Regions from separate parts of the Mus musculus genome. Here all the other regions are linked to region 1. A link is a loop called in an ENCODE intact Hi-C map of the cell type or tissue named here. Cell type or tissue: left cerebral cortex. All regions are shown on one strand.

Region 1 (4,000 bases):
CTTGGTTGCCTGACTCTGCTTTCCAGAAAGACTATTCCGGGCAGTGACCAGGGTTTAACCAGGCAGGGTTGGAAGCATCTGTCCTGTCACAGAGCCCTGGGGTCAGAAGCACCAAAATCGTTGAAAGAGTCAGAGGAATAAAGAGGGCAGATTTCTCTACAAGCTCTGTGGGAGGCCACACCAGGCTTTCCCTGGCTTCTGAAGGCGACATGTTGTGATCCTCCCTCGGCTGCTTGGCTGGCAGAACATCACCCGATCTCTGCTTCCACCTTCACACTGCATCTCCCACTGTCTGTGTCCAAATCCTCTTTATAAAGAATCATCACTTTGGATTAAGGCTTGCCTCAACCCAACTGTACCTACAACGGCCCTGTTCCAAAGAAGGACACATTCTGAGGCCAAAACAGCAACATGAGGCTTTTTGTTGGGGGTGACACACACACGTGCCTGGTGTCCACAAAACCAGGATAGGGTATTGGTTTCTGGAACTGGAGTTAAAGATGGTCATGAGCCACCACTGGGTACACCTCTCTCTGTTAGAGGAGCCAGGTGTAAACCACCTCTCCGGTCATCAGCGTGAGTTCTGGGGGAAACAACTCAATCCACACTGCACAGAGCCTTTGGTGCGTTGGGTAACCAGTGCTGGGTTCTGTGTGAGGCTGTTTCTGGAACTAGACTGAGCCAACCGAGGCATCCTTACTGGCTTGGATATTTCACCTAAAGGATATTTAGTGCTGAGAACCACATGTCTCAAAATCACCGAAGGGTTGGAGGAACGGAGGCTGGGGAGTCCCATCCCTGGGTCTCTGCACAGCATCTTCTGCAGCAGCCCTGAGAACACACAGAGGCCATAGATGCAGGCCTGCTGACCTAGTTATCAAGAAGGGGCACAGCTGTCAATCAATGTGCACTGAGGGGTGAGGTGCAAGCTGCCCACAAGGCAGGTTGCAGGTGGGTAATAGGTGGATGTGCAAAAGGATGAAGACTGCCTATGGGTCCGCAGGTGGGGTGTGAGAAGGCCTGTGCACTGTCTCCCCTTGAGCCAGCCTTCTACTGAGTGAAAGAAGGCCAGCCTAAAACAGTGACAAGAACTATTCCTTTCCCATTTCCAGAAAGTTTCTTATAGGGAATCTAACTTGGATCTCTTCCGTGGCTTTCAGCTTTGCAACACCAGGTAGCAGCGGGGCTGACACAGTGCCGAGCCACTCACAGGCAGTCTGCAGTGGGGGATACAAGAGAGTGAGTGATCGATCAGGGAGGTGGTGTTGGGATAGCTGGAGTGTAAGTGTGATCCCTGTGTGTTGCTGGCACTGAGATGTTCCCAACCTTTACCAGGGAGCAAGAACTGGCAGACACAGGAGTCACTTTCCTCCTTCATGTCACTCTTGTGACTGTGCCAGCTTCTCTGGGCCAGCTTCCATCTAGGGTTGGAAAGCAGGAAAGAGACGAAAGGCAGCTCACCTTTGCAGGCCTCGTTGGCACAACCAGAACAGGGCTCTGGATGGCCCAGCTGAGGCCAACAATCTACCCAAGTCAGGAATGACAGCCTTGTCATGGGAGGTCTACCCAAGCCAATTTCAGGGTCCAAAGGCCAGAAGCTTATGGCTACGCTGGTGAAGCTGGGAGAGATTGGGCTCTTGTCTTAAACAAGTATGTCATCTGGGTGTGTGACTCTCACATGTGTAAGCTGATGCCAGGGAGCATAAAGTGGGAGCCGCGGCTGTGCGTTACACACATACTATGTGGTGAGCTACTGGCAGAATGTAGGCAGGCTGTAGGTGAGTTATAGGGGGAGGTGCAGGAGGGCTGTGCAATGGATCCAGTGGTCCTGGGGCCCTCAGAGCTCAGACACAGGTAGCAGAAAATATGAGACAAGCCCAAGAAGGAATACTGTGGAGTCAGTAAGAAGACAGCAAATCCCAGAGATAGGGCCTGAGCTCAGGGGTTGGTGCTGACCAGTCAGGGCTGCAGACACCTGCTTGCTTTCAAGCAGGCCTGGATCGCCAGCAACGAGGGATACCTTGCACGTATGTTGCTAGACCTTCTAGAGGAAATTCTGAGGGGAGGAAGGCTGCTCTGAGGGAGCTCAGGGGTGGGGCGGGGCAGAAGAAAGTACTTGTCTCCCTCTCTCTCCCTCCCTCTCACATCTTTGAAGGATTGAGAACAGGAGCCCCTTTCTTCTGGGATGTTATGTTAATGTGGGTAGTGGCAATCCCTACTGCAACCACACAGTGGTGCTGTAGGACAGGCAGCTGATGAACTGCTGTGTAACCTCCATGCTGAGGCTCCTGTCACAGATGTGCCTAGATATGGGCAGTTTATTCATTCGCCCCTCACTCTTATGCTCAGCAGATGGCTGGCTTGTTTATTAGCTCATTCTCTCCCCACTCAGGCATTATCCACTGGTAGCTCACTCACTGGTTCATTTAGTACCTACCATCCATGGTCCTGCTCTGGCTTGTGGGGTGGTGATGGGGGGCACGGGCAAGGTGATGAGCAGTAAGGTAGGGGGATTCTGGGGATAGTTGTTAGGGAAGGGGGTGACATCTGACCCTAGAAGCCTGATCATCAGATACGACAGAGCAGGACAGTGTGGAGTGGGGCAGGGGACAGGCTATCATGGACCAGTAAGACAGGTGACAGGCTTAGGGGTGGACAGAGGAGGAGGTCAGACCTGACGAGGGCTTTGGTAGCTATGAGGGGGTCACACAGCCTTTGGTAAACCAGATGCTGTTTAGGAGAAAATCTTGGCTGATAACACAGGGTCTGTAGTCCAGCTCATACTAACTGCATCTCATAAGGACAATGTATGATATAGAGTCACACCTGTAAACCCAGAACTCAAAAAGATAAGGCAAGAGGATTAAGAGTTTGAGGTTAGACAGGGCTACCCTGTCTCAAATACCAAAACTAAAGCCAAAGCAAAGACTCAACCAAGCTCAATCCAGCTCCTCTGAGACTGATAAAGAGTAGAGGGCCAGTGGGGTGACGTGGCTCCGGTGTTTAAGGACATTTGCTGCCAAGCCTCATGACCTGAGTTCAAACCCTGGATCCCACAAGGTCCTCTGGCCTCCATGGCATGTGCATGCCCACACATGTGCAGGCATGCATACGCTCTAAACAAATAACATTAATAAAAAATAAAGAATAAGCATGTTTCTGACAATTCTGGATATTAGGAAGTCCAAGGTCCAGGCTTTAGCAGGTCCAGTGCTCGATGCCAGCCTAGGCTCTGCCTCTTAAGACAATGCCTTGCACACTTTGTCCTTATGTGGTGGAAAGAGGTAGTGAAGGGGGCTAACCACATTGTTCCTCTCACCCCAAGTTTTGTTTATTCATTCATTCACACATGGTCATGTAGGTAGTTTCTGCCTTATGAACAACATCCTATAAACATCCTCCAAGGTTTCCATGTGGTCACATGCTTTTGTTTCTCTGGGACTTATATTTAGCCCTGAAATTGCAGGGTTGTACCATAACTCCGTGCTAATCTTTTTTTTTTAAGATTTATTTATTATTATATCTAAGTACACTGTAGCTGTCTTCAGATGCACCAGAAGAAGGTATCAAATCTCATTATGGATGGTTGTGAGCCACCATGTGGTTGCTGGGAACTGAACTCAGGACCTCTGGAAGAACAGTCGGTGCTCTTAACCACTGAGCCATCTCTCTAGCCCCCCGTGCTGATCTTCTTGAAGAGATACCAAGCCACTTTCAGTATCGCCCACTCCTTCTCAAGCCCCCTACATAGTGCACAAGTGCTACAATCCCTTCATGTCCTGGTGGACACGTGCTACTTTCCACCTTCAGATTAAAGCCGAGTTGGCAGGTATGAGATGGTACCTCCCAGAAACTTGGTTGTATTATCTAGTGATGTCTTCCATGTGCTGCCTACTCATTTGCTGTTTTCTTTGGAGAGATGTCTAATCAAGTCCTTGACTGATCTCTTTTAAAGATCTTGGTTTATTAGGTCTTTATGGTGCCCCAGGCTGACCTTCAG
Region 2 (4,000 bases), 110 kb after region 1:
TTTGTGTGTGTGGACAGAGAACAGCTGCCAACACACGGTTGCACAGTTCCACACACGTAGCACAAGCCAACGGGGCTCAGGGACACATCTTGTGCTGTCAGGGGATCCATACATTTCAGTCTGTAAGAGCTGAGGAAGAGAGTTCTCCCCGGCACAGCCTACTCACCTCGCGGTCATTCAGCTGGTCCACTAGAGTACAACCAGTGGGAAGGACGGATGAGAAGCACACAGCATGTGCATGCATGAAAGGCCAGGCAGTGCAGAGACTGCAGACACTCAAGGGAGAGACTGGGGAGGGAGTGGCCACTTCCACGACGGAAAGGGAGGTGAAGGAAAGCTGTGTTGAGTGCTAACCCAGGAGAAGGCTCTGCATCCTGACAGGGCAGAGCATCCATGTCTGTGGCAAGCATATGTCCATTGGAGACCAGAGTAGTTCAAAGCCCTAAGGTGTGGGCATGCTTCTTTCTGCTCTGCAGCAAGCTTAATTTTACCCACTAGGTAGCACGTTTAATTATATCTGACTAGAAACTCTTTCTTCCTCCCAGAAGGAAAATCTTCACAGTGATTTGGTTTAGAGACTAGAGTGTGATTTGCTATTTATAAGGTGGAACAGATTAATAATTCCCATTATAGTCACCTAGTTGATGGTATTGTCAGTAAGAACAACTCAAAGACAAAGACTCAGGAACAGAGGGGAGCAGGGCCAGGCTACCTACCTAACACAGCTACACTGAGTAAGCTCGTTCTTGTTAAGAATTCCATTTGGTTTAGAAACAAAAATATGTCCTTATATTCAAGGTGGTTTAGTGATAGGAGAGAAAAGGGTGTGTGGGAGAGGGGGTAAACGACACATGACATTTACATCAGGTTTATTTCCAAAGGCTGGCATGCTATCACACAGCCTAGTGCTGAGCATGTATGGGGACCATTACGTACCTTACTACTAAAGAGAAAGCAAGGCCCAGGGAGGAACTCGGCATGGGGTGTTGGGGACTGGCTTGCCCTTCCACTGAGCATGGGGTTGTCCTTACTGCTCTTTACCGTGGAGACCACCACATGGAGGTGTGCGTGTATGGGGCTGGTGCCTTGTGCACTGGGCAGTGTTTTGGGGAGAGGTACAGGGCCTCTAAGAACCAGAGCCTGAGCATGGTCTGCCTCCAGACCTAGACTGTTAACAGGAAGAGCCCACATGCCTGGAGTCAAGTGAAGTCACCACAGATCACCTTGTTTTCTCAGGGACAGTCTCTGGGAATGTGAACCAAAGCTGTCTTCTCGGCAGTGAGAAGTGGGCTGGCAAGATTCTCTACCCTAGCCTCGGTCCCCGACAGCCACTGTGAGCAGAGCATGTGTTGTCTGGGTTAGGATCCCACAGCAACCTGAACCCCCCACCCCCAACCACCAATTTCCCCCGAGATTGTCATGAGGACATAGGCAAAGAATCTGCCCAGTTGCTGCAGACAGATCAGTCATGTTGACTGACTGAGTACCTGTCTAGTGGGCGAGCAGTGATGTGGCTGCTGGCTCGTCTGCAGACAGGTCCTTTTTGGGATGACGAAGGTAGAAGTGAGCCTACTCCTCACTTTGGAGCTGTGGCTTCTGTGCCTGGGAAACTGGGAGCCTATCTTGGATCATCACAGGCTACAGTAGGACCCAGAGGGATCCAACCTGAGACCTCACCCCATTCAGGAAGCTTCTCTAGGCCCTACAAAGTCCACTGACAAGCACAGGGGCTCTTTTAAAATTTAACTCCTCAGTGCTAACCAAGGACAAACTTAATGTGGAAAATGATCACAGGATTGAAAGATGAGAAGCCAAATTCTAGTCCCAGCTGTGCTGTGGCTGGGCAACTTCTGCATCCTGTGTCTCGGCTCTGAGTCACAAAAACTAACCTTATGTGTGACACACACGGGACTAAAATAAAACAGGTCACACTTGCACAGCAGATGCCGTGGCAGCCAGATACCTCCTTGGCAGGGGCATGCCGCCTCCTCAGCTCTCCCTCCCTCCTTCCCCTCCCGCTGTTGCTGTCGGCACGAGGGCTTATTCCCATCTTGTTCCCATCTTCCCACAGACACTGCTCCCTGCAGCTCTCTGTTTCCTGCCAGGGCTCATCTTCCTTGACTTCAACACCCAGGCTATCGCTGCTGACTACCAACTGCCACAGAGTGACCACTTTTAAATGTCTCCACTGCTGTGCACATGATAACTTCAGGGTGGGGCAACTTCTGGAATGGCCATCTGGCATCATCTTGGGCCATACTCTCTTCATCCCGAGCGCACCCCCCCCCCCGCCCCCCCGGCCCTTGTCATGACCTCTGCAGTCATTCAGCAAGACTGTCCATTTCCCTTCTTCACCTAGTTGACAGACAGGCCTTGTTACAACAGTGGTCATCCAAACCTCAGTGAGAAGACATTTCTTGTTCTATGCATTCATTCCTATGAGCAACACACCAATCTGTGTCTCACTAGCATAGCCTTCCCCACCTAATCCTCACATGGGGCTGCACAAAGCTAGCCTGTACAAAAACCTATTGTTCAGCTGGGTACTGACACTCAGACCAGTTGTGACAGGCTGACTACTGACTGGAGACTACGGCCATGTGTGCCACTGCACACGGGCCACCTCCCAGGAAGGTATTCTCTTCATTCTCACAAAGTGGGGCTGGAGGCCTTGGGGGAAAGTGGAGAACAACTGGACACATTTGGCCTACCATCTGCCTCACAAGGTACTGAGGACTAGGAATAACTGGACCAGGGCTGCAGGAGGTAGGCTTACAGCAAGCTGATGATGCCCAAGTCTTGTTGACCCACATGAACCAGAGCTCCTCCTGTGCTTGCTCTCTCCTTCACAGCTAGAAAACCACAGGGCAGCCAACAGCAAAGCAAGTTTCCCCACTGCTCAGACTTGAGTGTCTCCACTTAGAATCTCTAAGGACTGCTAGGCATCTGTAGCAAGATGAGCAGGAGAAGAGCAGGCTGAGCATGTCCCAGCTAGACCTGGGCACACGACACAGGGGGGAACATCCAGGCCTCTGAGGCACAGAATAAAGACTTCTGAAAACAGAAGATTCCCTTCTGGGCCTCGAAACCATTACTAACCGAGCAAGCTGAGGGCTGAGTGTGTTTGACCTGTTACCACTCTCCATCCATTCTTCTCCTGGCTGGCCCAGAGTCACATCACAGTGCTGGAGACGTCAGAGCTGGCCTCTGTCTGTCTGCTTATGCTGCCCACGCTCCTTCGTGGGTCAGAGACTCTGGCTCCCCTGGGGCCAGGTCCCACTCAGTGTAGCAGGATCTCCATCTATTCTGTGTAGCTCAAGATGCCCTGGGCCTGACAGCTTAGTGAAGCTCCTGCATAACCTTCAAATCTTTAACAACATTCACCTCTGAGGAGCTCAGGCATTCCTCGAAGCCCTTGCTTGTGTTCTTTTTATTACTTATTCACCATTGCTCCTCTATGCTAATCTCCTCTGTAACTAGATAATAAATTCCTATGGGCAATGGCTTTCGTTCCTCGATATGTATCAATCTTCTTATAGTTTTTGGCAGAGTGCTGAGCACACTGCATAATCTCAGCAGCCCACAAACCTGAGTCACAGAACTTCTACTTGAAAACAGCGGCAACTCCCACTCATTGCTAAGACTCCCCATCGCCCAGTGGATAGAATCCTAACTCTTTATGGCAGCTGGCAGCTGTGCACGGGGACAGGAAAGGAGTCAGTTTAAACGCTATTCTTCAGCTGTGTCCTCAGGGTCTTTCTCAGCTCTTGAAGTGAGCAAGGTGGAAGAAAGGGAACCTGGCCATCCCAAGAGTGCTGCAGTGACTAGGCAAGACAGAAAAAGATTCTAGCTTGCCTGTGTGTCCACCTGTGATAATTAGCTGTAGCTGTCAACTTGCCATACACAGATTCACCGGAGTTGTACTGAGGAATTAACTGCCCAGATCTGGTTGGCCCGTGAATGAGGTTGAAAGGTGACTGTCTTATCCTAAAAGTGGGTG
Region 3 (4,000 bases), 390 kb after region 1:
GGGAGGCCCACATGCTGCCCTCTCTGGACGTCTGAGGTACTAGTCAGCATCTCTATAGAACACAGAGTCTTCACAGGTCCACATGCTAGGGATGGCATGGGGCAGACCAGCTCCCCACCCCCGCCTTGCATCGGGAAGCTCGGGCCCAGGTGCCACCCAGACCTCCTCAGTCTTGCCTCAGCCCAGTCTTAGAGGTAACAGACATAAACCATTACAAGGTGGTTGTAGGAATGAAGAGAGCCGCCTCAAGCACACAAGCTCTGGCTGCAGGCCTTCGGACCTGGGGCACCTGATGGACACGCTGGCAAGGCTGCTGGCTGGCGCCCTGCTCTTTCCTTGACAACTTTCCCACAGTTCCTCCGTAATGCCCCTGGAGGACCTGCCTTACCATAACTCTCCAGGATGGATTCTGTTTACCTCTTCCTTGAGAACTGAGGTTCCTGGCTCTTCTGTAAGTCCTGAGTGCAGTAGACATGGCTTTGGGGATAGCCGGGAGAGAAGTGGATTTCTGACCCCAGCTAGTGTCCTGGCCAGAAGACTGGGCAGCCCCTCGCCCCTGTGGTTCCAGTTGCTGCCGGTGTGGCTAGGGACAGTTGGTAAAGAACCCTGCCCAGCACCGTGACCTCAACTAACACAGCACAAAGACTAGCCCTCAGGGAGCCTTGGGTGAGCCTGGTAGGGTGTGCCAGTGTGTCTTCACTGTACCACCCCCTAACAGACAAGTGTCTGTGTGCTGGTGACACCCTCATCCTACTGAAGCTTCAAGTTTGGGAGCTGGCAGATGTCTGAGGATGGTTTTCTGTCAGGCATTGGGAACCTGAAAGAAAGAAGTCACCCAAGACCACCCAGCCAGGTTTGCTGGGAAAGGCTAACCCTGCTCCATGAGATACCTCACCTCTCTTCCGAGGATGGGCAGGGACTCCACAAACTCATTGGCTTTACCCCACTCAGAACTCGTGTGGTCCCAGCCTCTCCTTCAGATGTGGTCTGCTCCCTGCTCGCTCTAGCGGGTGCCTGCCTCTCCCGCCCCCAAGCTCCCTGCGGGAAGGGGTTCCTATGGCACCCCTTCCCCCGCACACACTTAGCTCACTGGAAGCCATCTGCCCGGAGATGGTGGCAGCAGATGCCTCAATGCACAGCGGTGCCTGAAACATAGTCGGCCCAGTGCCCAATCAACCTGGGCCCGTCCCATCAGGGCAGGGGCTGTGGCCAGAGGCGTTTTTTTGCACAGTGAGGACAGGCAGGTCCTGGATCCAATGGCATTTCTAGGATATACATACCAAGTTGGTTTCCAGGCCTAGACTGGGAAAAAGAGCCCTTAGCCTCATCCCTGCCAAGGATGTCTGAAAGCCAAACCTACTTCTTCAGCCTCAGGAAGAGGGTAATGGAAGAGGAGCCAGACGTGAGACAGGACCTCTGTGGGCCACAGCACCTCCAAAGCATGGTGGTACACACCTGTAATTGGGAGCGGAGGCAGGAGTTCCCGGCCATGGGCAACAAAGGGAGACACTATCCCAGTACACAATGAAAAGATAAAAAGACAAGACTCGGGTTGAGCCTGGAGTCCTCTGGACTGATGCTAGAACTGTCATTCCCAAAGATCTGCTTCTGTTGGGGCTGCAGACCTCTGATATAGACCTCTGGTATAGCCCCACGGTCTGTAGCCCAGTGCTCAGTGTAAGAGAGGAAAATTCATTGTGTAAGCCTGCCTGGGGCAATGGGCAGACAGCCAGATTCCTCAGGACCCCACGGCGGAGAACCAGGAGGCTCTGAAGGCCCAGTCCTTCCATCCTCCCCGGTTCACCCTGCATCCCCCTCGCAGCGTCCCTGCAGGGCGAGTGTGCAGACACAGGCTCACCGACAGGCGCGCACACGCCTCCGGGCCGCCTCTGCTCCCCTCGCATCTTGCATTTGTTTTGCTTCAGCAGGGCTCGAATGGGGACAAGCTGCACTCTCTCAACTAGCAGATCCCTTCAGCCCCCCACGGAGGTGCCATATGTCAGTGTCATGAATAGGCATGAGGTTTGGGGGCGGGGCAGTGGCAGCTGCCAATCACTGGTTGGCTGAGTGGCGCGGACAAAGCCGAAGGGTGTGGTGGGTCAGGGTCTGGGCTGCTGTTCTGAGTGGGCACCCCTAGCACCCAGAGGGCCTTTCTAAAAGCAAAGCCAGATCTCCAAAGGTACAGGCAGTAATGGCCCAGAGTCACCAGAGCCCTCCATCTTTGTGGCTTATAATGCCAGCTGAGGGGGTCGCGCACTTCGTCCGGGATGACTCTGTCCTACTCCCAGGACACCCGCCCTGGCCTTCAGGAGTCAGGGCCAAGCCTGCACCTGCCAGAGCAAGGGAGGCAGTCAAATTTAGCTAGAGGTGCAGTGGGTCACTCCAGAAAGACTCAGAGCATCCCAGAGCCTTGAAGGTTGCCAGGATTCTGCCGGTAGCTGCCAGTGTGCTGCCAATGGTCCCATGTGCCAAGTGTGCTGTAACCTGTCCGTAGGCAGTATCCTGGCTGTTCTCTGCTTCTCTGTCGCCAGCGCTGTGTTTCTGGGGTCCATCCACCCCTTTATCTCACAGCTCTGCCGTTTGTCCCCTTTACCTTGAGGATGTGGGTGACCCTTTGCTTCCTGCGGTCACATGTTAAGCAATGGACACTGGCAGTGCAGTTATCCCTCCCAGAGATGGTCTAACCCAACCATTGGTCCCCTCAGCCGAGACCTTTTCGGCCACATGACCAGTGACCATGTTATGAACGAAGGAACGGAGCCTGTGTCCGTCTGGGGTGGTGGGAAGGTTCTGCCCACTGTGGGCCCCTGCAGGCTCCTTCGCCTCATTTCCAGCCCTGCTGGAGGCTGAGTATGGATTGGACTGACTGCTCCAGGTTAATTGGCTCTCTCTCCCCTGCCAGCATGACGGATCCTGCATGACATTTCCCCAGATAGTTAATTGATAGCCAAGTAATTTGTCATGGAGACCTCGTTATATGCCAAGTGGGTCCCCTAAGCTGTTAGCGGCTGTGCCCCAGAAATAAGATTGGCAAGTTAATAATGGAGCCTTAATCATACTGTTCCTTGTCAGCGGAGGAAGAGGATGTCTAGGAGGTAGCATGGCTTTTTCCTAGGACCTCAGAGACCAAGCTGCATGAAGTCCTGAGGACCCACTTCTGCTTTGCTTAGCTTGCATCTGAGGGTCTGACTGAAACCAGGGTGACTCTGCATGGCTCCAGTCCACTGTTCCTCCTGGTTCCCTTTGGAGGAGCATCAGAGGGACCAAGGATCACCTAGAGCAGTGATTCTCAGCCTCCTTAACACTTTAACACTGTTCCTCAAATTACGGTGACTCCCAACCATAAAATTATCTCCATTGCTGCTTTATAACTGTAATTTTGCTACTGTTATGAATCATAATGAAAATATATCATATTCAGAATATCCAATATGCCATTCATGTGACATGGTCATGTGCCCCCCCACCCCCACACACAGGTTGTGACCCACTAACCTAGAGGGAGAGGAGACCATAAGCTGCTGTGCCTGCTCCTGTGCCAGGGCCCTAGGGCATGAAAGCCAAAGGGGGCAACAGAGTCTCAGACTGCACAGTCCCCTACCCCATCACTGGGCCCCAGCCTCAGCTTCAGCCCCCAGAACAGCAGCCCTTTGGATCTGAACCATCTGAGGGACCCAGGTGTGGAAGGCTTCCTGCCCGTTCTCTGGCACTCTGGGAAGGTGGAAGACCTCTATGAGGTGAGGTTTAGGTGAGACCTTTGAGATATAATCCTGTAGGGGACCACAGGACCCCGTTTCCTCACTCCCTTGCTTTCTGGCTGTCACAAGACCAATCGTGGCTCCTGACTAAGTAAGGCATGCTGCCTCCCCTCAGGCTCCAGAGCGACCCTTGGCCATGAGCCAAAATAAACCTCTCTTTCCTTTAACACGGTTCTCTCCAGTGTTTTGTGATCGTTGTAAAAGCTGATCAACTAGGGTGGCCTCGCTCCACATAATTGACA
Region 4 (4,000 bases), 360 kb after region 1:
GGGGAGGCTGGCGCCCGTCTGGCACTGTTTCAGACCCACCTGTCACCTACACATGTCAGCCTCCAGGAAGCTCTGTGCATATGGGGCTGGTCCTGATGGTAATGCCAGATGCCTGCCCTGCTCATAACCATGGCTCTGCTGCAGGGTGGGGCTTGGGTGTACCCGTGTGAGCTCCCACTCTCCAGTGGGTAAAGGCCCTGATGGGCATTGCTGTCCTCAGAGTACTGTGTGACTTCCCTGTGTAGTCTTCCTGAGAACACCCACCCTTTCCACTCTGGCACCAAATATCAGCTTGCAAACAGAATTTACCTCGTACTCACAGGCCTACACCGTGCGAGGACTGCTCCCTCCCCCAGTGTTATGCTGAACCCGGGCCAGCTGACTGTTCAGTCTTCAGCAAGTCTGGTTAACAAAGCCATCATCCAGGCTTAAATTATATAAAATTATAATGAAATAATTATAATAAAAACTAAGTATTCTAAACGCATCATTTCCTCAGTATTTTAGACATCTCTGTTCTGCAGGTATCAATGGGATTTGCATGGGTGTGGTGAAAATGCACTACAGCTCTGTGTGAGACCAAGGCTTCCCAGGCTTAGGTGCTGTGCTGTGTCCACAGACTGAGTATTTACCCCACTCTTCCGCTCAACTTCAGGCTCTGCGATGTGGTGCCCATGTCAGGCACAGAGACATGCCTGCAGTCATATAAGTAGCCAGTGGAGCACCCACCTACCAACTTCCTGGGTTTCCCCTCTGATGGCTTTTCTTTGCCCCAGACCCTCTGGGCTACCAGTCAAAACAATGAGAAGCAGAGCCAACTTTATAATGACCAGGGTAGACTCTCCCTACCTAGGATCCTGAGAACCCTCTGGAATGGATTTAAAGAGGGTAGAGGCCTCTTCCAGTGTGTTTGCTCACATGGGCTGGGCAGTTTAGCAATGGTGGTCGAATGGACTGTATCCTTGACTGTCTTCCCTGCTCCCTGCTCCCTGCTCCCTGCTCCCTGCTCCCTGCTCCCTGCTCCCTGCTCCCTGCTCCCTGCTCCCTGCTCCCTGCTCCCTGCTCCCTGCACCCTGCTCCCTGCTCCAGGCTACACAGATCCCAAAGGTCTTGCCACCTCTGGACCTGAGCGCAGGACCCTTTCTTCCCTTTGAGCCCCGCCCCCTCCCATCATCCTCCGTCAAAAGGTGAGGCACCATCAGCGCCCACATGTGACAGTACCAAAGTCACCTAGGTCTTCTGGATGATAAAAATCGGACCCTTGGGCCGCTCCTGGGGCTCAAGATACACTAAGCGCCCAGCTCCCTCTACACACCTGCGGGGGAAGGGACAGGCTGGTCTCCTGCGCCCACGCACTCTGAGCGGGGATAGCCTCGCCGCAGGGCCAGGCCAGGAACTGCTTCGCGTTAGACGCGTGGGGGGAGGCGCCGCCGGGGCCGAAGCGCTAGGTCTGCGCGGGGTCCCCGCATCCGTCCGCGCTAGGTTGGGAGTTGGGGGCAGACGTCGCCCAGCAGCGCAGCGCCCCGGGTTGGGGGGTAATTCCTAGTTCTGCCGGTGTACGTCCCACGCAGAACGGCGGGAGGCTAGTTCTGAGACCCCAGCGGAACCTAGGGGGCACCCAGATGCGAGACGCTGCGTTCCTGCGTTCTGTACCTGACGGTGGACCCGCCGGAGCGGGAGCCCCGCACTCCCTCTCTGCACCACAGCCGCGTCCTGACTGCGGGGTCCCTCTGGCGCCCGGAAGCGGCGGCCCAGCGACGCTCCTGTCGTGTAGGGGCCACGGCAGCTCGCAGCACGGACTCGGGATGGTTAAATGCCGAGAAGAGAAACACAGGCAGTGGGGCGCCCCTGGGGCTCGGGGCTGGGAGGAGGCGTCGGAGAAGACCTGGATAGTGGCTTCCCTGCCAATCTGGCTTCTACCTTCACCACCGGTGATGCCCACCGGAGAGTGGCATCCTCTGTCCGAAGGCTGCCAGTGGGTCCCGGACTGGCGCCTCACAGTCCGGACCTAGTCTGGTCCATCGCAGACCCGTAAAAGGAGTGAGGCAACCGAATGCTTGACTGGAAGGTCTATGGGGCGAACCCAGCCAGCCTGTAGTTGGGCTTTTCCAGTCATTTAAAACCCGATGTGGGTTCTCCCCGCCTTCGTTTTCTTTTCAACATAATTGGATCTTGGGCGAGTTCCCAGGTCCGATTCTGACTCCGACGTGGGGCTGCAGCCCAGACCCTTGTCCAGAGTCCCCAGAGGCATTGAAACCTGGACTGGAATCCCAGCCGGCAGTGCTGCTATCCAGAAAAAAAGGAGGTATGGGTGTGCAGGTGGCTGGGTAAGGTGTCTGTAGGAAAAGGGTAAAGAGGTGCGAACCCCTGTAGATGCGAAGTCGCTGCCCACCTCTGAAACCCCTCCTCCAAAGTCCAGGGGCGCGAGGAATGGGCTAGACGGGGTTTCAAGTGGACCGGTAAACCCAACGCTCACATACACCTACAAAGGGACACACAGACACGCCCAGAGCGGTAAGGGAAGAAGCTCCCCCAGGGGCCCCTTTTGAGTGGCCAGCCAGCTTCTGGGGCGCCACCTGCCTGGAACTAGGCTGGCTTGGATGGCAGGAAGGGTTTGATCCACAGATCCGAGAAGGCCTTAGCCCTGACGAGTGCATAGTGCGGGCTCTCGTTTCCGGGGGCGGGGGACATTATTAGGTCTACAATCCTCAGGAGTTGGAAGAAGGGGAATACAGTAGGGCGGGGAGCCAGGGCGTGGGGGATCCCCAGACTCAGAGTGCTCCGTGGCTTTCAGCCACAAATGTCCATGAATCATTGTTCGGCCTCGCGACCCCTTTTCTGGACCTCAGCGAGCTGAACGCAGGGGACACCGACGTTGACTATTTAGGAAGAAGAGGGCTGCGAGCGCATGGAGCCCGAACCACACGGGCGCTTAGTGTGGAGCAAGCGAACCGAGCTTGTCTTGTGGCCATTCTTCTTTTCCGAGCCCCGTTGGAGATTAGGGGTATTGGGCAGGTGCCCCACCATCTAATCCAGGCCCACGGCCGATCTCCTTCTTGGCCCTGTATTCTGGTAGTCTTCGGGGAAGCGGCGCGGGCCCAGGCGGGGGCGTGCGTGCGGAGGCGGTGGGAGGGGGCGGTGGCGGATCCGGGAGGGACGAGATGGGGAGGGCCGAGGTAGCTCCAGCCGCGCTCCCGTGCGACCCCCGCGGCGCCGCGGGGCCGGTCCGCACACAATTAAAGCGGGATTCCTCCCCCGCTGACGTCGGCGGCGCCGAGGCCCCTCCCGCGGCTGCATAAAAGGCGCGGGCTCCGCAGCGCAGGCGGCAGTGGGGGCCGAGGAGCGCGGCCGAGAAGACTGTGCGGCGTAGAAGCGCGGTGCTAGAGCGCGGGCCGCCTGCGGAGCGACTGCCCCAGCCAGCCCGATCCCGGTCTCAGCCCGATCCCCACCGGAGCCGAGCGGCCCCGGTGCTCCAAGTGTCCGGAGCCATGCTGGCCGGCCGCGCCGCACGCACCTGTGCGCTGCTCGCCCTCTGCCTCCTGGGCAGTGGGGCCCAAGATTTCGGGCCGACCCGCTTCATCTGCACTTCGGTGCCGGTGGATGCAGACATGTGTGCCGCGTCCGTGGCTGCGGGCGGCGCGGAGGAGCTTCGGAGCAACGTGCTGCAGCTCCGCGAGACCGTGCTGCAGCAGAAGGAGACCATCCTCAGCCAGAAGGAGACCATCAGGGAGCTGACCACCAAGCTTGGCCGCTGCGAGAGCCAGAGCACCCTGGACTCGGGTCCCGGCGAGGCCAGGTCGGGAGGCGGCCGCAAGCAGCCTGGCTCGGGCAAGAACACGATGGGCGACCTGTCCCGGACGCCGGCCGCGGAGACGCTCAGCCAACTCGGGCAAACTTTGCAATCTCTCAAAACCCGACTGGAGAACCTCGAGGTCCGCGTGAGCTGCGGTTTCCCCTCCGTGTTATGCGCCCTTCTGCCCTCGCCCACCCCATCCCGACC
Region 5 (4,000 bases), 400 kb after region 1:
GGTCCTGTGCTGCTTGAGCTCCTGTCATGACTTCCTCCAGTGATGAACAGGACACAGAAGGTTAAGACAAACCCTTTCCAATCCAACTTGCTTTTGGTCATGGTGCCTCCTCACAGCAACAAAAACCCTAACTCGGATAGCAACCACGTTTGGAGGTGGGCCTTGGGCCAGCTGAGCCAAAGGAGTGGGGTTTCTTGAGAGTTCCTACTATGTTTGAAGTCTCTGAGGGATCCCCTCCCTATGTCCCCTACCAGGCCCAGCCTCACTCTGTGGCCCTAAGCTACAACCCTGCATCAAGGACAGGATGGATTCATACACAACCCATTGCCGGTGTCCTTCCCACACTCACCTGTCCTTTCTCTGTGCAGGAGCCACCCCAAGCTGCCCTAGAGTCCTTCGGATGTACTCTCGAGAGCGGATGTCAGCCTGAAGGATACACACAGGTGTAAGCCAGGCCCTGGGCATGTCTTCCCATCCCCAGTAGCCTGGAAGCACATTCCACTCTTTCAGGGGCAGCCCACACAGGCTCATCATGTCCTTTGGGGAATCAGCCCCGCCAGTGTGTAGTTGGCAGAGAGATGCTGAGACCCTCGGGGTTGAGGTGAAGGCTGAGGGACCTGACCTCTTGCTTTTCCAGGATGCTCAGCCTCTTCTCTGACTCAGACTGTTCGTTTTCACTGGCTGTCCCTCTGATGGGTGTCAGCTGTGACACCTGTTCATCTCCAGAAAGGTTGACAAGTTACGCTAATAAAAAAGGGCTTGGGGACCACAGGTAGAGCCACAGAGAGGGACTCAGATCTGAATATGCACCCCCCTCCTCCACCTCTAAGAGCCTGGCCTCAGGAAGCCCCTGGTCCCGGCTCAGATGGGTTTAGCTTAGCTTTGGGATCACAAGACTCACAGACAGCAATAGCTAATCCTGCAGACAGCAGCTGCTCTTCAGCTAAGGGAAGTGGGCCGTGGGCAGTGGGATGTCCTGGGCTGTACCAGAGTCCGGGTTTGCACCAGAGCAGAGGGAAGGAAGACCCTAAAGACAGACACTAAGCCCTTCTTGGAGAACTTTGGGGAAGTGGAATTGTTGGGAGGGTGCTCTGCTGAGGGGCCAGTGGAAAGAAGATAGGCCAAAAGCCACAGCCCGTCCTGCCGGGCCGACAGAGCCTTATTCCCTTCCTCCCTGCCAACCTGGGCTCCCAGGCTAGGCCATCACGTGCTCGCTCTGCATGTGCCCAGGGTTTGGGAGGCTCTCTTGTGACATGTGACAGGTGTGCTCTGGATTCCAGTACTCCAGGTGCTTTGCAGGAGGCTGCCCCCTTACTTGCTAGGACAGAAACCACTGTAACTCTGGGAAACATCACGGCTAACAATGCAGGTCTGGGGCTGCACAGCTCTGGGCTGCAGGTGCTAAGGGAGTGCATCGCTGACTTGCTCTCATTAGATGGCCAGGATGGAAGGGGAAAGGCCTTCTGGGGCTTGAGAGACCACTGCACCTGTAACAGCAGTAACACCCCAGATGAGGACTCAGTTAAAGAAGGCCTTCCTTGGGGGATGACAAGAACTCACTCATTCTCAGAGGCTACCTCTGGGCAGCCTTTCCAGGAGCAGGGCTGAGCATCACAGGATGCACTGCCTGCTGCTGCCCCCTGGAGGCCATCCTGTGCACCTGCAGCTCTCCTGAGGGCTGAGCCTAGGCAGGCTCTGGGCAGTCCAGCCTGTAGCCCTTCCTTCACACCTCCCAAAGACCTCACAGCCTCCAGAAGGAATGGAGTTGTGACCTGAAAAACTGTCCCACAGCTGATGTAGACAGCAGCTGCTCTAAGTCCCTTGCTAGTGAGCCCTGGAACTGTACGCTTCCTGCTGTGGCTGAGTTGCTCGAATGCATCAAATTCCTCCTGAACCAGGGCTTTTGATAGTGCCTTTCCAGAGTCTGGACTGTCCTAGCCTCCTCTAAAGAGTGGTTTTTCCTGGGTTCTCAACCTAGGGTTTGGACAGGCACCACCACGTGACAGGTGCATGTTGGGATCTCAGTTGCATGCTGCTTTCCTGTAGGGTGAGATGACTGGTTAATCAGTGTTGAGCCTCTGGGTCCCTGAACAGCAGCTTAGGTAACAGGTGTCTGGCAGAGCCATGGCCTGGGGTCCCAATTGGTGTCTCTGGCACAAGCACTAGCTTCCTCAATGTAGCCACCGAATGACCCTGTGAGATCCTCTGACCAAGGGTTGCGTCCAACTTGTCCTGCTTTCAGGCTCTCTCATCAAGGGCCTGGGGATCTGTCCTCAGATGCCTGCAGAGACCCACCCCAAGTGAGACTGTGTGATGGTTTGTATATGCTTGGCCCAGGGAGTGGCACTATTAGGAGGTGTGGCCTTGTTGGAGTAGGTGTGTCACTGTGGGCGTGGGCTTTACACCCTTACCCTAACTGCCTGGAAGCAGCTGCCTTTGGAACAAGAGGTAGAGCTCTCTCAGCTCCTCCAGTGCCATGCCTGCCTGGATGCTGCCATGCTTCCCATCATAATAACAGACTGAACCTCTGGACCTGTAAGCCAGCTCCAGTGAAATGAGTGCCTTTGTAAAAATTTCCTTGGTCATGGTGTCTCATCACAGCAATAAAAGACAAACAACTAGGTGGCAATGTCAGTCCCCCCCCCCCACACACACACACAACTCTCCCACTCCCACCACAGCCCCATACCTGGCGTATAGGTTCTGGGATCCGGAACCTACAGCAGTGGTGGGTGAGGCGCACAGCGACCTCCAGGCTTATTCTGTGGCCCACAGAGACATAGAGGGGCTTGGTGCTGTGGTCATGGCTCCTCAGGGCCTGTGGAAGGAGGACAAGCATGGATGGGCAACGTTGCTGTGGAGCAGGACCAGCCTCAGGACTGAGGCTGTGAGGATGTCCTGGAGGGCTGGAAGGAGTTCACAGGGTGCAAGGACTCTGGGGCTGTTGGCCCTCAGGCATCTTCAGGTGGCACATGGGGTGAGGGTAGCCAGAGGAGAATGTGACACAGCATACCCTGGTTGGTCGCAGGATATGTAGGGAACAGGGTCCAGCCCCCACAAAGTGCATGTGTGCACGTGTGCACGTGTGCATGAGCTGCCTTGTGGCATGGCCTAGGTCCCGAGTCTGGGCAAGGCACAGCTTTCTGGCCACTCACCATTCCCAGGACAGTCCCAGAGCTGCCTATCAGAGGAAATGTGTCTCCTCCGGCCTGCAGGAGCACAATCTGGGAAACAGAAAAAAACTGTAAAAATACCTTTTTAAAAACATGTATCGCAGGAATGCTAGTGCACACCTTTAGTCCCAGCGCCAGACAGGCAGAGGGCAGAGCTCTGTGAGTTTGAGGCTAGACAGGACTACACAGTGAGACCTCCATCTCACACAAACTAACAAACAATCAAATCCCAAGCAAAAGTGCAGGTCGGCTAGATACACCATCCTCAGGAGCATCGTTCACCTTCTTCGGGAAGGAGTCTCATTGGCCTGGAGCTCACCAAGAGGCCTTTGTGCCGTTCTGATGCTGGCATAACAAGCACGGCCCCCATGCTCAGCACTTTTTACATGGCTAATGGGAACCAACCTCAAGTCTTTATACGCAGGATAAGCACTTTGCTGATGGAGCCATCCCTCAACCCACTGCCCCTTCTCAAACAGCTGAAGGGCAAACTTGATTCTTTAAAAGATTATCTTTAAGAACAGGGCATGCGTAGATGTCTGTGGGGGATATGAGGGCAGATGCTCAGAGAAGCTGGGGCATCAGATTGCTGGGAGCTGAAGTTACCATGGTCGTCAGCTATGCAGCATTGGAGCTGGGAGCCCAGAGTGGGCCCTGCAAGAGCAGGATGTACTCTAAGTCTTGAGCCACTGCCCCAGCCCAGCAAATTTCATTTCAAAGGCCTAGGCAGGGATGCAAGGTGCCCTCCCAGACCCCACAGGGGCCACACTGAATATGTTGGTGACTGTGCTGAGGTCGCTGCCATGAAGTTCCATCTACTCTGGTAA
Region 6 (4,000 bases), 570 kb after region 1:
ACTCCAGAAGAAGGAGTCAGATCTCATTACAGATGGTTGTGAGCCACCATGTGGTTGCTGGGATTTGAACTCGGGACCTTCAGGAAGAGCAGTCAGGTGCTCTTACCCACTGAGCCATCTCACCAGCCCTAGAAAGCACTTTCATGAAGCCTCCATGTTGGATCTCTGAATTCAAGGCCAGCCTGGTCTACAGAGCCATACAGAGAAACTTTGGCTCAAATAAAAAAATAAAATGAAACTGCCTCGTGGCTGATAGAAAACTGACAGAACCCTCAAGCCATGCTGCCCTGCTAAGGCATCTGTTTTCAATGTGCCTGTGTTGGAGGGAGGGGTAATGTCCCATCTCTCTCATGCCCATAAGAACCCAAAATGGACTTTCTTTGGAAGTAGGGTCTTTATGTGAAACAATACTTGGTTATGATAGCCCCTAAGAAGGTCATGTATAGACAAAGACACACATACTGAACTGGTCTGAAATGACCAAAGCCAAGATGGGACTGGGGACTTCCCACACACCTAAAGTGTTGGATGAGCCAGGAAGGACCCACACCTGCAGCCCCCAGAGAGCAGGACTCTGGTGAGGCCCTGAGGTCAGACATCCTGGGAACCATGAGACAGTTGTCACCATTCAGTGTCCCATCTGTGGCCCTCAGTTATAGTATCTCTGAATTTATGGTCCCCTGCTCTGGTCGCTTGACTGAGGAGCACGTACCTGCTGAACATTGCTTAAAACCTTGGAGGAGACACAGCTTTTTACCCAGGATCCTTCCAACTAATCTAGGCACAAACAGCACAGGCCGGGGCCGGGCAGGCCTGTGGGGGTGCACCAGGGTGTACGGTGCCAGGGTGAAGCAGCTCTCTGACCAGAAGCACACGCTAGGACCACCTGCAGAGGACAGAGGTTGTGACCATCTCCCACCTGTGTCCCTGCCCCCTCTCTCCCAGGAGACACTGATTGTGGGGGGCATTCTCAATTTCAGTGCTGCTAACTGCATGCTGGCACAGCTGCTATGCTAACTGTGCATGCTGGCACAGCTGCTATGCTAACTGTGCATGCTGGCACAGCTGCTACAGAGCTCACAGCTCTTCAGAATGAACCTCTGAGGATAGGAGGAGCTTGGTTCCTCCTGAAGGGTGTGAGGGTCCTGCCCTTCACCCCAACTCTTCCCCCTCCTCATCCATGCCGTTCATCCCTGCCCCTCAGGCCACAGCGTCCTCAGCCTCCTCCCTCCTGGACCCTGGGTTATTTAGGTAGCTCCTGTTTTCAATATCAACCTTATTTTTGAAAAGGTTTATTTTTACTTTTACATGTTTTGGTGGTGTGTGTGTGTGTGTGTGTGTGTGTGCGCGCATACCATTGCTTGCAGAGGCTAGAAGACAGCATTGGATCCTGTAGGATGGAGTTACAAGTGGTTGTAAGCTGTCTAATTTGGGTGTTGTAACCAAACCCGGGCCCTCTCCAAGGGCAGTAAGTGTTCTTAACAGCAGAGCCATCTCCTAGGCCCCAGTACCCAGCTTAGATTAGGCATCCAAACTGTCTTAAAGAAAACGAATTATTTCCCTACTACCAGACTCACTTCTGATCAGCTTCACTCTGTAGTTGTTACCCGTGGGCTTACACCAGTCAGACCTCTAGCATGACCACGTGCATACACTGGTCACCTAGTGACCTTCCTTACAGAACACTGGGCGATTGGTAGGTTTTACTGTTCCTGCACACACTTGTGGGCTAGTAGCTTTTGTATAGTTTCACTGGGTCGGGCCTCAGAGTGGGGCACGGCCATTTAGAAGACATCAAATGTGATGCTCAGTTGCTGTTCAGAAGGTGGGTAGATATTTATTATGATCCGTAAAAAACAGCCTGGGGTGGGGGGATGTTGGAGAGATGGTTTTGCTGTTAAGAGCACTGGCTGCTCTTCAACAGACTTTAATTCCAATTACCCACATAGTGACTCACAACCACCTGTAACTCAATCACAATGGATCTGATGCCCTCTACTGGCCTCCGGGGACACTGCATGTCAATAGTACACATAAGTACGTTCATACATACATACATACATGCATGCAAAACATCTAAACAAACAGACAACAGCCCCCGGCCCGAGTGAGAGACACCACCTTGATGGTACTGCTCAGAAGTGACCCCCAATGCCCACATGGTCCCTATGCCAACCAGCCAGGCCTCACCTTCCTCCTTGCCAGAATCCCACTGGCTTTGGTCAAAGGATGAAGTCAGAGGACTGACAGCGGCTTTGTCCACACTGACAATTCGTACTAACTTCTGTGGTCCTCCAGGAGGCTGTCACGGGAGGAACAGGGGGACAGGAAAGAGAGCAGGCTCAGCCATCAGTACTGGGTTTGGGGCCTGACACCCCCTCCCTGCTTCAGCACCCTGCCACATAAGCAAATCCAGAACAGCCTCTGAACAATCAGGCTGTGCCATGAGCAACCGGGCTTCCCAGGCCCCACACCAGGGGTGAGAGGCAGGGGAGGGGCCTCAGGCAGCAGGGCTCTGCAGGAAGGGGTAGGGTGCAATAGGCAGAGAGAAGAGCAGGCCCTCTCCCGACTTAGCATTGCCATGCTCCGGGCAGGGATATCCTAGCACCTTGCTCAGGGACAGATGGGTGCTCAAAGTGAAAGGTGCTCTGTGTCCCAAGAGAACAAGGTGCCCGACCTCAGAGGAAACAAGAACAGGGGGTGGGTTGGTGACAGGAGACTGGGAAAGTGAGGAAGAGCAGGGGCCACTCTGAAACCAGGCCGGTGTGTTCACACGGCCCATTCCAAGGGCCTGCAGGCCCACAGGGCTTGGTGGGGAACACAGGGTCCAGATAGTGCCCTGCTCAGCTCAGTGGTCCACACCCCTCACACAGGATTCCACAGCACCCCGCTCCCTTCCAGCCCACCCCAGGGGCACCATACCCTTCTGCCAGAGCCTCACCTTGCGGGGGACTGTGCACCGTTGAGTCATGTCCTGGATGAGGGCCAGAAGCTGCTGCTGAGCCCTGAGCAAATGAAGGAAGAGAGGCTCTGACAGCCTGACTGAGCCTCCTCAAGGACAAGTGTGACACAGGCAGGGAGCAGGAGTGTTCCACCCTGGGCGCATAGACTCAGGCCTTGAAAATATCTCCTAGGCCTCAGGCCAGGCCAGGCCATGCTAATTTAATTGCCCTACACTGGTCCCAGTGGAGCTAATGCCAGGGCACATAACAGAGAGGCACCTACCACCAGCAGACCCATGCACTCAAGTAAACCTTTTCTTCACTCTTTATCTTGGGCAGGCACTCTGCTATAGTGCAGCGAAGATTCTGGAAGGTGGAGGGACCTCAACACTCAACTGAGACAGGCAGATGTTGTCCTTGGGACATCTGCGGGGTTGTGCAGTGCCAGCAGCAGCTACTCACTGTGAATAGTTGGGGATGGTGCCAGGCTCCATGTCTTTCATGGTGTAGGGGTTCACATGGTGGGCATGCCAGCAGCTGCGGCCTTGGAACATGGTGTCAGTGACATGCAGGATGTCATTGCAGTGAGTTTGCAGTTCTCCGTCCCCTCCCCTCTGCATGGCCAGGTTGACACGGATGTAGAAGGAATCCCCAGACGTTACCACTTTGGCATCTAGGTCCTGGATGAGGTTCTTATAACCTGATAAAAGAAGATGTAAGTGGCTGGGCAGTGGTGGCACACGCCTTTAATCCCAGCACTTGGGAGGCAGAGGCAAGCAGATTTCTGAGTTCGAGGCCTGCCTGTTCTACAGAGTGAGTTCCAGGATAGCCAGGGCTACACAGAGAAACCCTGTCTCGGAAAATCCCCCCAAAAGAAGAAGATGTCAGTGGTTGATGATCCCTGACCTCTGAGCTTACACAAGGAAGGTTCTAGAATGTAGAGATGGGAGAGGGAAAAGTTATGGAAGGCACCCAGTGGGATGGAGGGAAGTTTCCAGTTCATTAGAGTCTGGGGAATTTAGGGAGACCCTGGCTGAACTGCCTTGGCTCCTGGTAGG
Region 7 (4,000 bases), 600 kb after region 1:
TGCACCTGCTGTTCCCGCTGCCAGGAACTTCCCTCACCTCCTTCTGACACCACTCCAGGTCCAGCTTCCCATAAAAAAGGCCCTTCCAGGCCTTTCTATTTTAAACTGCAGGCTTCTCGTCTGGGCCCTCCCTCCCCCTTGGCCTGTTTCACTTGTCTGCCCAGATCTATTTTGTGGTCTGTTTTTATTTTTTTCTCCCCCATGGCACATGACAGTTCTCGTCTTTCTTGTTCTCTGTTCAGCCCCACCCCTAGGACAGTTGCATGAATGTGGGGCAATGGAATATGCACAGACGGCCTGGTCTCCAGTCGAGCTGAGGCCATGAACCTTGGTGAAACCCGGTGGTGGTAATTTTCGCCTACATGGAATGGAAGGAGTTCTCTCATGTCTCCTAGACCCCTGGCTCCTGTCGAAGTTACTGCCCCCACAGCCCCCACAGGAGAGGCTCATGGCTTTCAGTCATGTAGACAATGTCCCAAGCTTCTGACCTTCAGGCTAGACTCCTCACAGTTACCTAGCAACAGCAAGATAACAGCCCACTATAAGAGGGGCTGCTTGGCCCCTCCTCGTTTTCTAAGCTCTCTTTCTCCAAGCTTTTACCTCTCTCTAAGCCTTCACCTTTCTTACTCTCTAACTCTCTCTCTCTCTCTCTCTCTCTCTCTCTCTCTCTCTCTCTCCTTTTCCCCTTCTCTCCTCTTGGCCACGGCTGGTCTCTCTCTCTTTATATCTCCTCTCTTTTCCCCTGCCTTTCTACAATAAAGCTCTAAAACCATAGACTGTCTCTGCTCATCAAGACCCAGACTAAGGACTTGGCCTGTGTGGGAACCACCCAGCACCCCTCCTCTTTCCCCCTGCCCCCTCTTCCTATATCTCCAGGGCCTAGTGCTGCCCCGGGGCCCCTATTCTGTTCTCAGCTCCTCCGCCGCATCCAGCGAGAACCTGGTACTGGGGGCTGCCCCTTATCCACCCCCTCAGGTGTGAGGTCAGTGGCTTCACACAACCAGATGCCCACCCGGGGCTGCGTGGAAAGGCTCTCTCCCTCCCCTCTCTCCCCCTACACCCACGGCCCCACACATGAATATTGCCTGAGTGAATGGATAAAACTATGTCAGGCTGATAGATGCTGATCAGGGTGGAAGGATGTTCTTCCTGCCTGGGTGGGAGGACCTTAGGGATTTTCATCTGCTCTTCAGGTCTCAGGCTAGTCTCCCAGGTCTCAGGCTAGTCCCCCTGATGAGGAAAAGCCACAGCCACTTTGCCAGGACCACAGAGTCAAACAGAGCAAGAACCTCACCACCTCCTGGGCAGGTGGAGCCCCCCTGGCTTCAGGCTTCTCACATCTCCACATGCCCCTGCCTCATGTAAGAAGGCTCTCCTCACTAAGGCTCAGAAATAGAAAGCTTTATATAAACCTAGGAAAGGCAAAGAACTGCTGCCGTGCCACATGAAGGAGGAGGGCCCACTCAGTCACTGCCCTTAAAAAACCAGAGGCTGGCTGGAGAGATGGCTCAGAGGTTAATTGCACTGACTGCTCTTCCAGTGGTCCTGAGTTCCATTCCCAGCAAAGACATGGCCATCTAGAATGAGATCTGGTGCCCTCTGCTGGCCTACAGGCATACATGTAGGCCGAAGACTGTATATTTAATCAAGGGCAGGCATGGTGGCATAGACCTGTAGTTCCTGGTACTCAGGGGGCAGAGTGAGGAGGTCATGAATTCCAGACCATCCTAGGCTAGGAGAGTGGCGGTGGTGGTTGGGGGAGCCTTCCTGCATGCACTAGAGAGCGTGCTAAGTGTGGTGGTGTGACACTGGGCACTGACTTCTGTTGTCCTGCAGGGAGTTGACACTGGGAATGTGCAAATGCCAGTAGGTCCTCCCCCTTCATCTGCCTGACTATGCGGAGCTTGGAGGAGCAGCAGACAGCGATTCGCTCTGCCGCTGCTCTGTGGACTTGACTTCCTGCCTTGCCCTGGCACACTCGCTGCATTGGCACCCGGTGGCGGGCAGGGAGTCGGGTGCGCTGCACCCTGCCTGCTTAGGCTTCTGGCTGAGTGCTGAGAAACTGAAGGCAATGGGTTGGGAAAAGTCCTGGGATTCTTGTGCCCATGAGCAGTGGTCTGTGACACGCCAGTCCTCCGTGTAACCCCACCTCCACTCCGCATGGACTCTCCTCCAGCCTGCTGCTTTGCAGGCCCTGGTGTGTCTAATCTTTCCTCTCCCAGGGTGGCCCACTTGGCCAGTTCTTCCATTTCCACTCATGCTACGGGGTGATTCCAAGGCGTACTCCAGCCGTCCTGGCCTCTAGGACATTAGAGAGAAGAGCAATATTGCCCAAAGTTGCCCTCTGGCTGGCCTGGGGTCAGCACCTGTCCCTTTTCCACTCTGATCACCACTACCATAAGCCATACTGTCAAGGTGTTAGCTCCTCTCAGCCTGCTGTGACCACCTTGAGTGGTGTCAGAAGCTGTGTTCCTGTTCCTGGAAGTGACTCCCAGTTGCAATCCTGAGGGACACTGGGTAACTACCAGCAGTGTGCCCTGAGGCTTTCTGCAGCGAGTTAGTTGGAGTTTCTGCTTTGTGTCTGTAGCTCCTGGAGTCTAAAGAGGTTATATATTTTTCTTTATGGTTTCTGTCTTTCAGACTTTTGTTGCACTTTGAGACAGCTCTTTATGGGTGGCTCTGGCTGGCCTGGAGCTCAGTAGAAGCTGAGAATGGTCTTGAACTTGGAATGAAACTCCTGCCTCTGCCCCTTGAGCATCAGGATCACAGGCTGCCCTGTGCTATCATGCTGGGTGTGCTTGGTTGTGTGTGCATGCGAGCTCCCTTGCCCCCCAAAGCCCAGGCTGGTTAGGAACTCATCTTCCACCTGCTTCAGCCTCCTGAGTGCCAGAGACTACAGGCGTGTGCCATTGTGCCGGGCCTGTCTTTTAGGGTAGAGACTTAGTGCCCCCCGTTGTGTGGCAACGTTCTTTGTGTTTCCTAGAACTACCTAGAGCTTTGAGTGCCCGAGCCTCAGTGAGGAGAGCCTTCTTACATGAGGCAGGGACATGTGGAGATGTGAGAAGCCTGAGGCCAGCAGGCTCCACCTGCCCAGGAGGTGGTGAGGCTCTTGCTCAGTTTGACTCTGGTCCTGGCAGAGTGGCTGTGGCCTTTTCCTCCTCAGGGCGACTAGCCTGAGACCTAGAAACTAGCCTGAGACCTAGAAATTAGCCTGAAACCTGGGGGACTAGCCTGAGACCCAAGAGAGCAGATGAACATTCCTGAGGTCCTCCCAGGCAGGCAGGGGACTGAACATCCTTCTATCTGGATCAATATCTTCCATCTGGATCAATATTTACTTCAGCAGGAACCAGGTGCCAGGGAATGCTTGATTTGCTCACCCAGAAAATATCCACGCAACTGTTTTAAGCTTCCCTCACCCCACTTTCCACACCCCATTTCCCCTCACCCCACTTACCACACAGGGAAACTCCATGCCAGCAGCTCCCTCTGCACCCCCCCTACTCCCCCATCTTGTGACCCAGAAATCTTTGTAATCCTGACAGCCCCACCCAGCCTAGCCATCAGCTCTGTAAACTTCCATCTAAAATTGTCACAGAACCAGGAAGCGGCCCCGGCCACCATCCCCTCTCTTCATCGCTTCAGCATCTCCTTCCCATCTCTCTTTGTAGCTGGGTCACTTTTACAAGTCAGGGATCAATGGCCGTCCCCAATCCTGCCCCATCTGGACGGGGTGCTGTGGCCATCGCAGTCTGTGAGACCCTGCAGATGAGGCGGCCCTTCTCATTTCACCCTGTCCGTGCTCACTCTCACTGCCCCTTCCCTTCGAGCTCCTTCCCTGGGTCTGACTATGAACACCCCCCTCTCAAGTCAGGCGACATTTCCCTCCAGCCACCAAGTGAAACCAGCACCTCAGGAACTCAGTCTACCTTGTCTGTTTCGTTTACGTCACAGTAACTATGCATGATTATCTTATTTGTTTATGAGATAATTTTCCTTG

What was found. A loop is a pair of places that touch in the nucleus more often than their neighbours do. Peaks named below come from ENCODE experiments on the same cell type or tissue, not always from the same donor. Only the 100,000 strongest peaks of a DNase experiment are listed, where the experiment ranks them.
Region 2: it touches region 1 in a loop (7-fold over the local background); 2 of 42 quality-filtered maps call a loop at or near these places.
Region 3: a loop joins it to region 1, with 4 times the contacts of the local background. A loop is called at or near these places in 37 of 42 quality-filtered maps.
Region 4: a loop joins it to region 1, with 3 times the contacts of the local background. A loop is called at or near these places in 2 of 42 quality-filtered maps.
Region 5: a loop joins it to region 1, with 9 times the contacts of the local background. A loop is called at or near these places in 40 of 42 quality-filtered maps.
Region 6: it touches region 1 in a loop (2.4-fold over the local background); 4 of 42 quality-filtered maps call a loop at or near these places.
Region 7: a loop joins it to region 1, with 4 times the contacts of the local background. A loop is called at or near these places in 3 of 42 quality-filtered maps.

Annotation. Positions count from the first base shown.
Region 1 is chr11:119,903,374-119,907,373 of GRCm38, reverse strand. It overlaps Gm39485 (a long non-coding RNA gene), which reads left to right. Exons shown (of 3, transcript XR_003949830.1): 3 at 1-678. Among named protein-coding and RNA genes, the nearest start is that of Chmp6, 8.4 kb to the left of the region's middle. In left cerebral cortex, CTCF peaks have their summits at 2,234 and 3,274; DNase peaks (open chromatin) are centred at 665, 1,280, 1,709, 2,235 and 1 more place; H3K27ac peaks cover 1,897 bases.
Region 2 is chr11:119,794,510-119,798,509 of GRCm38, reverse strand. The region is part of intron 7 of Rptor (regulatory associated protein of MTOR, complex 1); the gene reads right to left. Among named protein-coding and RNA genes, the nearest start is that of Rptoros, 38 kb to the left of the region's middle. In left cerebral cortex, no CTCF peak of the experiment used is centred here; DNase peaks (open chromatin) are centred at 215, 419, 1,949 and 3,627; H3K27ac peaks cover 3,906 bases.
Region 3 is chr11:119,513,131-119,517,130 of GRCm38, reverse strand. No RefSeq gene overlaps it. Among named protein-coding and RNA genes, the nearest start is that of Gm39484, 8.0 kb to the left of the region's middle. In left cerebral cortex, CTCF peaks have their summits at 25 and 1,858; DNase peaks (open chromatin) are centred at 1,055 and 1,928; H3K27ac peaks cover 3,005 bases.
Region 4 is chr11:119,547,078-119,551,077 of GRCm38, reverse strand. It overlaps Nptx1 (neuronal pentraxin 1), which reads left to right and starts at 3,258. Exons shown (of 5, transcript NM_008730.2): 1 at 3,258-3,932. The coding sequence starts at 3,489. It overlaps Gm11762 (predicted gene 11762), which reads right to left and starts at 2,448. Exons shown (of 4, transcript NR_045099.1): 1 at 1,316-2,448. In left cerebral cortex, a CTCF peak has its summit at 1,726; DNase peaks (open chromatin) are centred at 2,504, 3,024, 3,329, 3,622 and 4 more places; H3K4me3 peaks cover 2,917 bases; H3K27ac peaks cover 2,791 bases.
Region 5 is chr11:119,501,517-119,505,516 of GRCm38, reverse strand. Endov (endonuclease V) reads right to left here. Exons shown (of 9, transcript NM_001164636.1): 6 at 3,156-3,224; 7 at 2,690-2,818; 8 at 350-426. Among named protein-coding and RNA genes, the nearest start is that of Endov, 12 kb to the right of the region's middle. In left cerebral cortex, a CTCF peak has its summit at 1,653 (motif pointing left); a DNase peak (open chromatin) is centred at 1,635.
Region 6 is chr11:119,337,877-119,341,876 of GRCm38, reverse strand. Card14 (caspase recruitment domain family, member 14) reads right to left here. Exons shown (of 23, transcript NM_130886.4): 17 at 3,405-3,642; 18 at 2,942-3,005; 19 at 2,191-2,302; 20 at 713-886. Among named protein-coding and RNA genes, the nearest start is that of Sgsh, 16 kb to the left of the region's middle. In left cerebral cortex, a CTCF peak has its summit at 2,006 (motif pointing left); a DNase peak (open chromatin) is centred at 2,001.
Region 7 is chr11:119,303,117-119,307,116 of GRCm38, reverse strand. It overlaps a transcript of Card14 not described here. Among named protein-coding and RNA genes, the nearest start is that of Card14, 2.7 kb to the left of the region's middle. In left cerebral cortex, a CTCF peak has its summit at 1,595 (motif pointing left); a DNase peak (open chromatin) is centred at 1,581.